Regions from separate parts of the Homo sapiens genome. Here region 1 is linked to region 2. The links are chromatin contacts, found by Hi-C or POLR2A ChIA-PET in ENCODE. All regions are on one chromosome and are shown on one strand. Each heading gives the region's core, a stretch centred on a gene start or an enhancer-like site at or near the end of the contact. The rest is flanking DNA. Distances are from core to core; before and after follow the strand shown. Region 1 overlaps CHD2 (chromodomain helicase DNA binding protein 2). Region 2 has its middle 79 kb from the start of FAM174B.

Region 1 (3,934 bases), core at 541-3,040, 180 kb after region 2:
CAAAATAAACTTTCTAAATTGATTGAGCTCTGTTTCAGATACTTTTGGGCTCACAGTATTTACAGACATAATTCAGCCCTAATCTAGCTGCTGCATTTAGTTGCATAGTGTGAATATTTCACATTTTACTTTTACATTTTCATAAATGGGTATATGGATTATTTAGGTTTTGTTATGAACAGAGCTCTGAATATTTATTTGCCTCGTCCTATACAAGTTTGATAATTTGTCTACGTTACATGCCCACAAATTGAATTACAGGATTCATACACTTTTTTATTTTTTTGAGTTGGAGTCTCACCCTGTTGCTCAGGCTGGAGTGCAATGGTGCAACCTCAGTTCACTGCAACCTCCAACTCCCACGTTCAAGCGATTCTCCTACCTTGGCCTCCCGAGTAACTGGGACTACAGGCGCGTGCCACCACGCCCAGCTAATTTTTGTATTTTTAGTAGAGACGGGGTTTCACCATGTGGTCCAGGATTGTCTCAGTCTCCTGACCTCCTAATCTGACCACCTCGGCCTCCCAAATTGCTGGGATTACAGGCATGAGCTACTGCTCCTGGCTGATTCGTATACATTTTAAGGGTTACTGGCTATTCTTACAATTATTTAATACTAAGAGACTTTAATTTCTGCAAAGCAGATGAGTGCAAAATAACCAGTTATAATGTTTCCCAAGTTAACAGAGGTTTAGTTATTTTTAAAAATGAGTTTATTGGCCATTTCAGTTTCTTCTCCGTAATTGCGTATCCATTTTCTTTGTGCAGTTTTTGGTTGGATTTTTGATAGGTAATTCTTCATATGTTGTGTATCTATATACTTTGTTATGTGTACATTGAAATTTTGTTTCCCAGTCCGTCTGGGAAACAAGTTACTTGTCTTTTAACCTTGTTTATAGTAATAACTTATTCTGAAGAAGCACAGGACTTGAACCAAAGGTGGAGAGTTTAAAGAACTACATCCAGTATTCTTTACCAATAAGAAATGTGTGGCCAGGCGCAGTGGCTCATGCCTGTAATCCTAGCACTTTGGGAGGCCAAGGCGGGCAGATTACCTGAGGTCCGGAGTTCAAGACCAGCCTGGCCGACATGGTGAAACCCTGTCTCTACTAAAAATACAAAACAATTAGCCAGGTGCAGTGGGGCATGCCTGTAATTCCAGCTACTCTGGAGACTGAGGCAGGAGAATCGCATGAACCCTGGAGGCGGAGGTTACGGTGAGCCGAGATCACGCCACTGCACTCCAGCCTGGGCTACAGAGCGCGACTTGGTCTCAAAAAACAAACAAGCAAAAAGAAAAAAAAGGTGTGACCAGTCAGTCTTCTTTGCTTTTCCATCTTAAGACACATAGAAGTGACTGAGAAGGAATAGTTATGCAATGACATCGGTTTAATAATCAGTTCAACTGAAGAATGTATGTAAATAAGGGCAGTGATACCTAACGCTGATAGTTGATAGTGTGGATTGCATAATTCAGACTGTGGGGTGATATCTTACACACGCACATACACACACACACTCTTGGGCTTTGTCTTCTTTATAGGTAAGGATTAGGAGAATTTTGACATATGCCTGACACAAAAGTGCTCCGTAAATATTAGCTATTGTATCACTGGCAGGAAGTTAGCCTGGAAATAAGTTTTATGGAATTCCAGTGTAGATTGCTTTGTGATTGTTTTGCCAGATTTTGCTTTCACCCACAAAAACACTAAGCTCTGCCAACCAGTTCGGCCATTTTGTAAGTTAGCAAAATAAACACTAAAGTGAAATGGCGGCTTTTGGGCGGGGCTCCCACAGGCTGGCTCCTTTTAAGTGGAATGTTGCTGTGCTGCCCTCTTGTGGCCATTTGGGAAACCGCGATTAAAAATGGAACAGTAAGTGTTAATGGCACTTCGTTTCAAAGTCCAGTTCCAAGAAGGTTAATCACTCCGTTTTTACCTACTTCAGAAAGTATTTTGAAGAGATACCAAATTCTTTTTATCCACAAGCAAAAGGAAGTGGTAAACCTTTTTCTCATCAGCATTTATTTTTGATTGGAATCTGAATTCCCAGTTTTGACTTGTTTTTTTATCTGTGTGTTGTATTTTCCTTTTAATTATTTGTTAAGTAAAAAATTATAAAAGTTGTTTGCAATTTAGATGTTGAATAATTTTCAGATAGTTGTTTTTCGTGAAGATTCTGTATATATGTTGGATAGTCATTCCTGAAAATCCAATGTTTAATTGCCCTGTAACTAGTAAGCCACTGGTAGTCAGCTAATTTTATTACTTTGTTATTTAGGTGAAGGCTTAAAGGACTCCACTCACTAACTCAGTTTGACCCTTTCTATTAGTCTTGTGGGCTTTCTGCCTCCTCTACTAAACCAGCACTAAAGCTACAGCTTAGTACTAATAGTATTTACTATTATAATTATTAGGTATTAATGGCAATTCTACATAGTCTTTTAGGAAATGTCGTTTTTTTAAGGGAATAATATGAATATATATATACGTATATATACACATGTACGCTATATATACACACATATATACACATATACATATATATACATACACACATATATATACATACATATATATATATATTTTTTGAGACAGAGTTTTGCTGTTGATGCTTGGGCTGGAGTGCAGTGGTGTGATCTCGGCTCACTGAAACGTCCACCTCCTGAGTTCAAGCGATTCTCCTGCCTCAGCCTCCAAAGTAGCTGGGATTACAGGTGCATGCCACCATACCTGGCTAATTGTTTTTTTAGTACAGGCTGGGTTTCACCGTGTTGGCCAGGCTGGTCTTGAACTCCTGACCTCAGGTGTTCCACCCGCCTGGGCCTCCCAGAGTGCTGGGATTACAGGCTTGAGCCACCATGCTCGGCCCATAATTACACTTTTTTTTTTTTTGAGACGGAGTCTGGCTGTGTCATCCAGGCTGGAGTGCAGTGGCACGATCTCATTTTCCATTTCCAGTTTATTTAGTGATTATTCCTCTTACGAGAAGTATGAAAATTAAGTAATGACTTTGTTAAGGCTTTTTTTTTTCTTCTTTAAGCAGTTCCCCTCATTAGTACTTGTATTCAGTCTTACATCTGATTCTGGTTCCAAAAACAATTTAAAAACACTTTTTTTTTTTTGGAGACGGAGTCTTGCTTTGTTGCCCAGGCTGGAGTGCAATGGCACGATTGCGGCTCACTGCAACCTCTGCCTCCTGGGTTCAAGTGATTCTTCTGCCTCAGCCTCCCGAGTAGCTGGGACTACAGGCACACTACCATGCCCAGCTAATTTTTTGTATTTGTAGTAGAGATGGGGTTTCACCGTGTTAGCCAGGATGGTCTCCCATCTCCTGACCTCATGATCTTCCCATCTCAGCCTCCCAAAGTGTTGGGATTACAGGCGTGAGCCACCGCGCCTGGCCTAAAAACACTTTTTAAAAACACTCATTCAAATCTTTGCTGGTTTTGTGTAGGGTGGGATGTACTTGCCGCCCTTGGTTTGGATTTGGCTCTCATGATTAGACTTACTTTAGACAATTAACTAGTTTAGACATTAAAAATACTTAAGGTATATAATGAAGTGCTGTGAATTCACTATTAAGCTTCACTACTAAGTTTCAGTCATAAAATGTCACTAGTATCATTCCCTGAGAGCATCTGCCTCCCTCAACCCCTAAAGGCAAATATAGTTGTGAACTTGGTGTTAATCTTTTCTTGGGTTTGATTTTCATTGTTGTTATTTTTGAAATTACACAAGTAATCCATGGAACTCACAAGTATACTTCAAATAACCCATCCCTAACAGAGTAAACCAGTGTTAGCAATGTGGTGATTAAAATGCATTTATACACATAGATATATGCTGACAGAAAAACGGCTTTTTTTTTTCCCCAGAAGGTATTGTTGTGTGCATTGTTACATTTCTAGGAATCACTCTCCTACACAAACTCA
Region 2 (4,215 bases), core at 921-3,420:
ATGTCTGTAATCTCAGCTACTCAGGAGGCTGAGGCAGGAGAATCACTTGAACCTGGAGGCGGAGGTTGCAGTGAGCCGAGATCGCACCACTCTGCACTCCAGCCTGGGCAACAAGAGCAAAACTTCGTCTCAAAAAAATTAATAAATAAAATAATGAGACCGGGCACAGTGGCTCACACCTGTAATCCCAGCACTTTGGGAGGCCGAGGTGGGCAGACGACCTGAAGTTGGGAGTTCAAGACCAGCCTGACAAACATGGAGAAACCCTGTCTCTACTAAAAATACAAAATTAGCCTGGGCAACAAGAGCAAAACTCTGTCTCAAAAATAAATAAATAAAAATAAAATAAAATAATGAACCTTCCCTGTGACACACAATTTACCTACAAAACAAACCTGCACATGTACCCCTGAACCTAAAAGTTAAAAAAAAAAATGATAATGAACCTCAACACCTCAATAATATCCTCCAGCTGTAGCCATGTTGCTGCAAAGAGCATCTCACATTTATCTCACACTACACATAAAATTGAACTAGAAACTGATTATAAACCTTAAGAGTTCAAAGTAGAAAACTTCTTCAAGAAAATATAGAAAATCTTTGTGACTTTGTGTTAGCCAGGAATTTCTTAAATGGAACACAAAAAACATGAGCCAAACAACCACAACCCAAATGTCCATCAGTAGATGAATAGATAGACAAATTGTGGTATATCTGCACAATGGACTATTATTCAGCTATGAGAAAAATGATCTGGCTGGGAGAGATGGCTCACACCTGTAGTCCTAGCACTTTGGGAGGCTGAGGAAAGCGGATCACTTGAGGTCAGGAGTTCGAGACCAGCCTGGCCAACACGGTGAAACACTGTCTCTACTAAAAATACAAAAATTAGCCAGGCGTGGTGGCACGTGCCTGTAATCCCAGCTACTCAGGAGGCCGAGGCACAAGAATCGCTTGCACCCCAGAGGCGGAGGTTGCAGTGAGCTGAGATCGTGCCATTGCACTCCAAGCTGGGGGACAAGAGTGAAACTCTGTCTCAAAAAAAAAAAAAAAGGATCTAATAACTGATATATACTACAGCACAAATGAACCTTGAAAACATTATGCTGAGTAAAAGAAGCCAGGCATAAAAGCTCACATATTATATGATTCCTTTTATGATACTTCCAGAGTGAGCAAATCCATAGGCACAGAAAGCAGATTAGTAATTACTAGAGGATGGGAGAAAGGGGAAGTGGGAGTGATTACTTAATGCTTATGAGGTGTTTCTTTTGGGGTGTTGAAAAATTGTTAGAGGGTGCTGTTTGCACAATATTACAAATACTCTAGCTGCCACTGAATTCTACTCTTTAAAGGAGCTAATTATATGTTATCTGAATTTCACCTCACTTTATTTTTTTTTCACCACATGAAAAGGTACTTTTATCAAACTTCGAGTCTAAGAACGTACAAATGTTTCTTTTATCATGTCTACAGTAATTGTCTATGCTTTTCCATTTAACTGTTGTTAAAAATTCCACATATCCCCATTATTTCTTCTGTCCCAGTTCCAGTACAATGACGGGGAGGAAGAGGGTTGGTTAAAGCATCCCTCTAAGCAGTTTTCCGCTGTCCCTTCTTTCCAGTCAGAGATTTGTGGATGTGAGGGGATCACGCCACCCCCAGCTGTGGTAGCCTTGATAAGAGAATCCAACTCTTCATCACCACGGACTGCAAGCTGCCAGTGACGCGGAGTGATACGCTTTGCTTTGAGACCCTTAGAAGCATTACCTGCCAGCTCCAGCACCTCTGCAGTGAGGTACCCCGGAATCGCAGCCCTGTGCACGGCAGCAGTGGCACCCACCCTTCCATGGCTTGTGGTGCGAGTCTTCAAGTGTCTGTGGATGCGGCCCACAGGAAACTGTAGCCCAGCTCTCTGTGAGCGAGATACTGCCTTAGCCTTGGCCTTCCCACTGTCCTTTCCAGCTTTGCCTCCGGCCATGTTCTCGGCGCCGACTCCGCCTCCGCCTCCGCCCCGCCGCGCGCCCTCCCGCTGCCGACCCGCGCCGCCGCCGCCGCTCTCCTTCACCTCACTTTAAAAGAAAAGACAGAAGCCATTAAAAAATGAGAAAGCTGAGACTTAAGGAGAGATTTGAGAAGTTTTCCCATGGTCCCTCAGGGTTGTCTGACTTTAAATACACCCTTTTAACCACCGCCCTTGGCTGCCCCGGCCGCCTCACGAACGTAAGCAGAGCTCTCTCTGGGTTGAAGGAAGCTAGAGAATTTACATTCCCTGTATTTCCCAAGTTTTATATACTGAGCAAAAAAATATGTTCCTATAAACTCTTGAACATTACACCACATGACTGCGAAAAAAATGATTGTCTTGTAAATACTGGACAAGAGGCACCGAAGTGTTGTCCCTGACAAATGGATGACAAGCATTGAGTTTTCTGCCTTCTACTTTTCTGTATTATCCTGATTTAATAGTCATATTTAAAAGTTTATCATGAAAGAAAATAAGCTTGAAAACCATTTAAATTGAATAGGCTGCCTCAGATGGTCCTGAGTGCTCCTGTCATTGTAGGTGTTCAAAAGAAAACAGTCGGCCGGGCACAGTGGCTCACGCCTGTAATCCCAGCACTTTGGGAGGCTGAAGCAGGTGGATCACGAGGTCAGGAGATCGAGACCAACCTGGCTAGCACGGTGAAACCCCATCTTTACTAAAAATACAAAAAAATTAGCCGGGCATGGTGGTGGGCGCCTGTAGTCCCAGCTACTCGGGAGGCTGAGGCAGGAGAATGGCGTGAACACAGAAGGCGGAGCTTGCAGTGAGCCAAGATAGCACCACTGCACTCCAGCCTGGGCAACAGAGCGAGACTCCATCTCAAAAAAAAGGAAGAAGAAAACAGCCAATCTCTTGATGGAGACATTGTAGACGAATTGAAGCACTGGCTGGAAGACTGAACTAGATGACCCTTAAGTTATCTGAGTCATCCAGGCCCAGTAAGTTTCTAGTCTTGGATAGCAATTCATAACTGCCAATACCTGTAAGACAATTGCCTTGTACCAAGTTCTGTGAAAAGCATTTATATCACAAGCCTATATGATGCGTACTCTTACTGTCCCTGTCTTAGTCCATTTGTGCCACTATAACAAAATACCATAGGGTAATTTGTAAAGAACACAAATTTATTTCTCACAGTTCTGGAAGCTGAAAATCCAGGATGAAGGTGCTAGAGATTTAGTGTCTAGTGAAGGGCGTGGTTTCCCCTTCCAATATGGTGCCTCGTTGCTGCAACATCCAGAGAGGAACGCTGTGTCTTCATAGGGTGGAAGGCTAAAGGGTGACTGAATTGAATACTGTGTGAACTCTTTTATATAAGCACATTAATCCCATTTATAAAGGAGGAGCCCTCATGGCCTATTCACCACTTAAAAGCCCCACCTCTTGATACTATCACTTTATTGGCCATTAAGTTTCAACACCTGAATTTTGGAGGGGAAACATTCAAAATACAGCAATCCCTGTTTTTACATGAAGACACTGAAATGAAAAAATCTTCAACTTGACCAATGTCACATAGCTACATGTCAGGCCAGATCTGCTTTACCACAGAGCCCATGCTCCTAATACCTGCAGTGCCCTTCACCACTGTAATAGATGCCACATAGCACACCAGTGCATGTGAGAAAGAGTGCTCAGTGATGACAGTATGGTACAGTGCAAGGAGCACAGGTTGGGAAACAGGAATGTTCCTCCAAGGACTGTTACCAACTGGTTTTGTGACCATGAACCCTTCTTATCTCTAAAATGCAATTTCCTTTACTATAAAATGCAGGAAAAGTCAAATTTAGCTCTAAGGATTCACTCTCCTACAGCTGTTATTGTAAATTCTCTCAAATTACCATGGCTGTTATGTTTGGATTCCTGACAAACCACTTTACTTCTCCAGGATAAAAGTGACAAGATTTCTTACCAGAACCAGAACCCAGTAACCCTCTACTTGGAGAAAAAAGAGAGTATACTCTGAAGTATCACTCATTATCTTAAGAAAATAAATTTCTTCAGTGGAACTTGGTTCTCAAAGACAGTTAATTTCTCTCTCCTTAAAGAAACCCAATTAAAATAATAAGAGAAATATAAAAAATATAAGCACAAAACAAAAATGAAAATAAATTAGAGACCATCAAGAGATGTCAGATGGCTAGGCTTGGTGGCTCACGCCTGTAATC

Evidence for each region. A loop is a pair of places that touch in the nucleus more often than their neighbours do. ChIA-PET counts read pairs that join two places held with the same protein, here RNA polymerase II (POLR2A). Pooled maps may share reads with other maps.
Region 1: a map of IMR-90 shows a loop between it and region 2 (4-fold over the local background). The contact joins two enhancer-like sites. A Hi-C loop is called at or near these places in 2 of 168 maps with a recorded cell type or tissue (Caco-2 and IMR-90) and 4 of 50 pooled maps. POLR2A ChIA-PET finds 5 or more read pairs at or near these places in 6 of 52 experiments (Caco-2, H1, K562 and 2 more).

The regions. Positions count from the first base shown.
Region 1 is chr15:92,916,286-92,920,219 of GRCh38, forward strand. The region is part of intron 2 of CHD2 (chromodomain helicase DNA binding protein 2); the gene reads left to right. Among named protein-coding and RNA genes, the nearest start is that of MIR3175, 14 kb to the left of the region's middle. RefSeq lists an enhancer at 1,014-1,850. Within about 2 kb of position 1,791, at least 36 of the 41 ENCODE cell types and tissues checked have a DNase peak (open chromatin) inside an H3K27ac peak, as active enhancers do.
Region 2 is chr15:92,732,215-92,736,429 of GRCh38, forward strand. It overlaps the pseudogene H2AZ2P1. Among named protein-coding and RNA genes, the nearest start is that of FAM174B, 79 kb to the left of the region's middle. Within about 2 kb of position 2,171, at least 11 of the 41 ENCODE cell types and tissues checked have a DNase peak (open chromatin) inside an H3K27ac peak, as active enhancers do.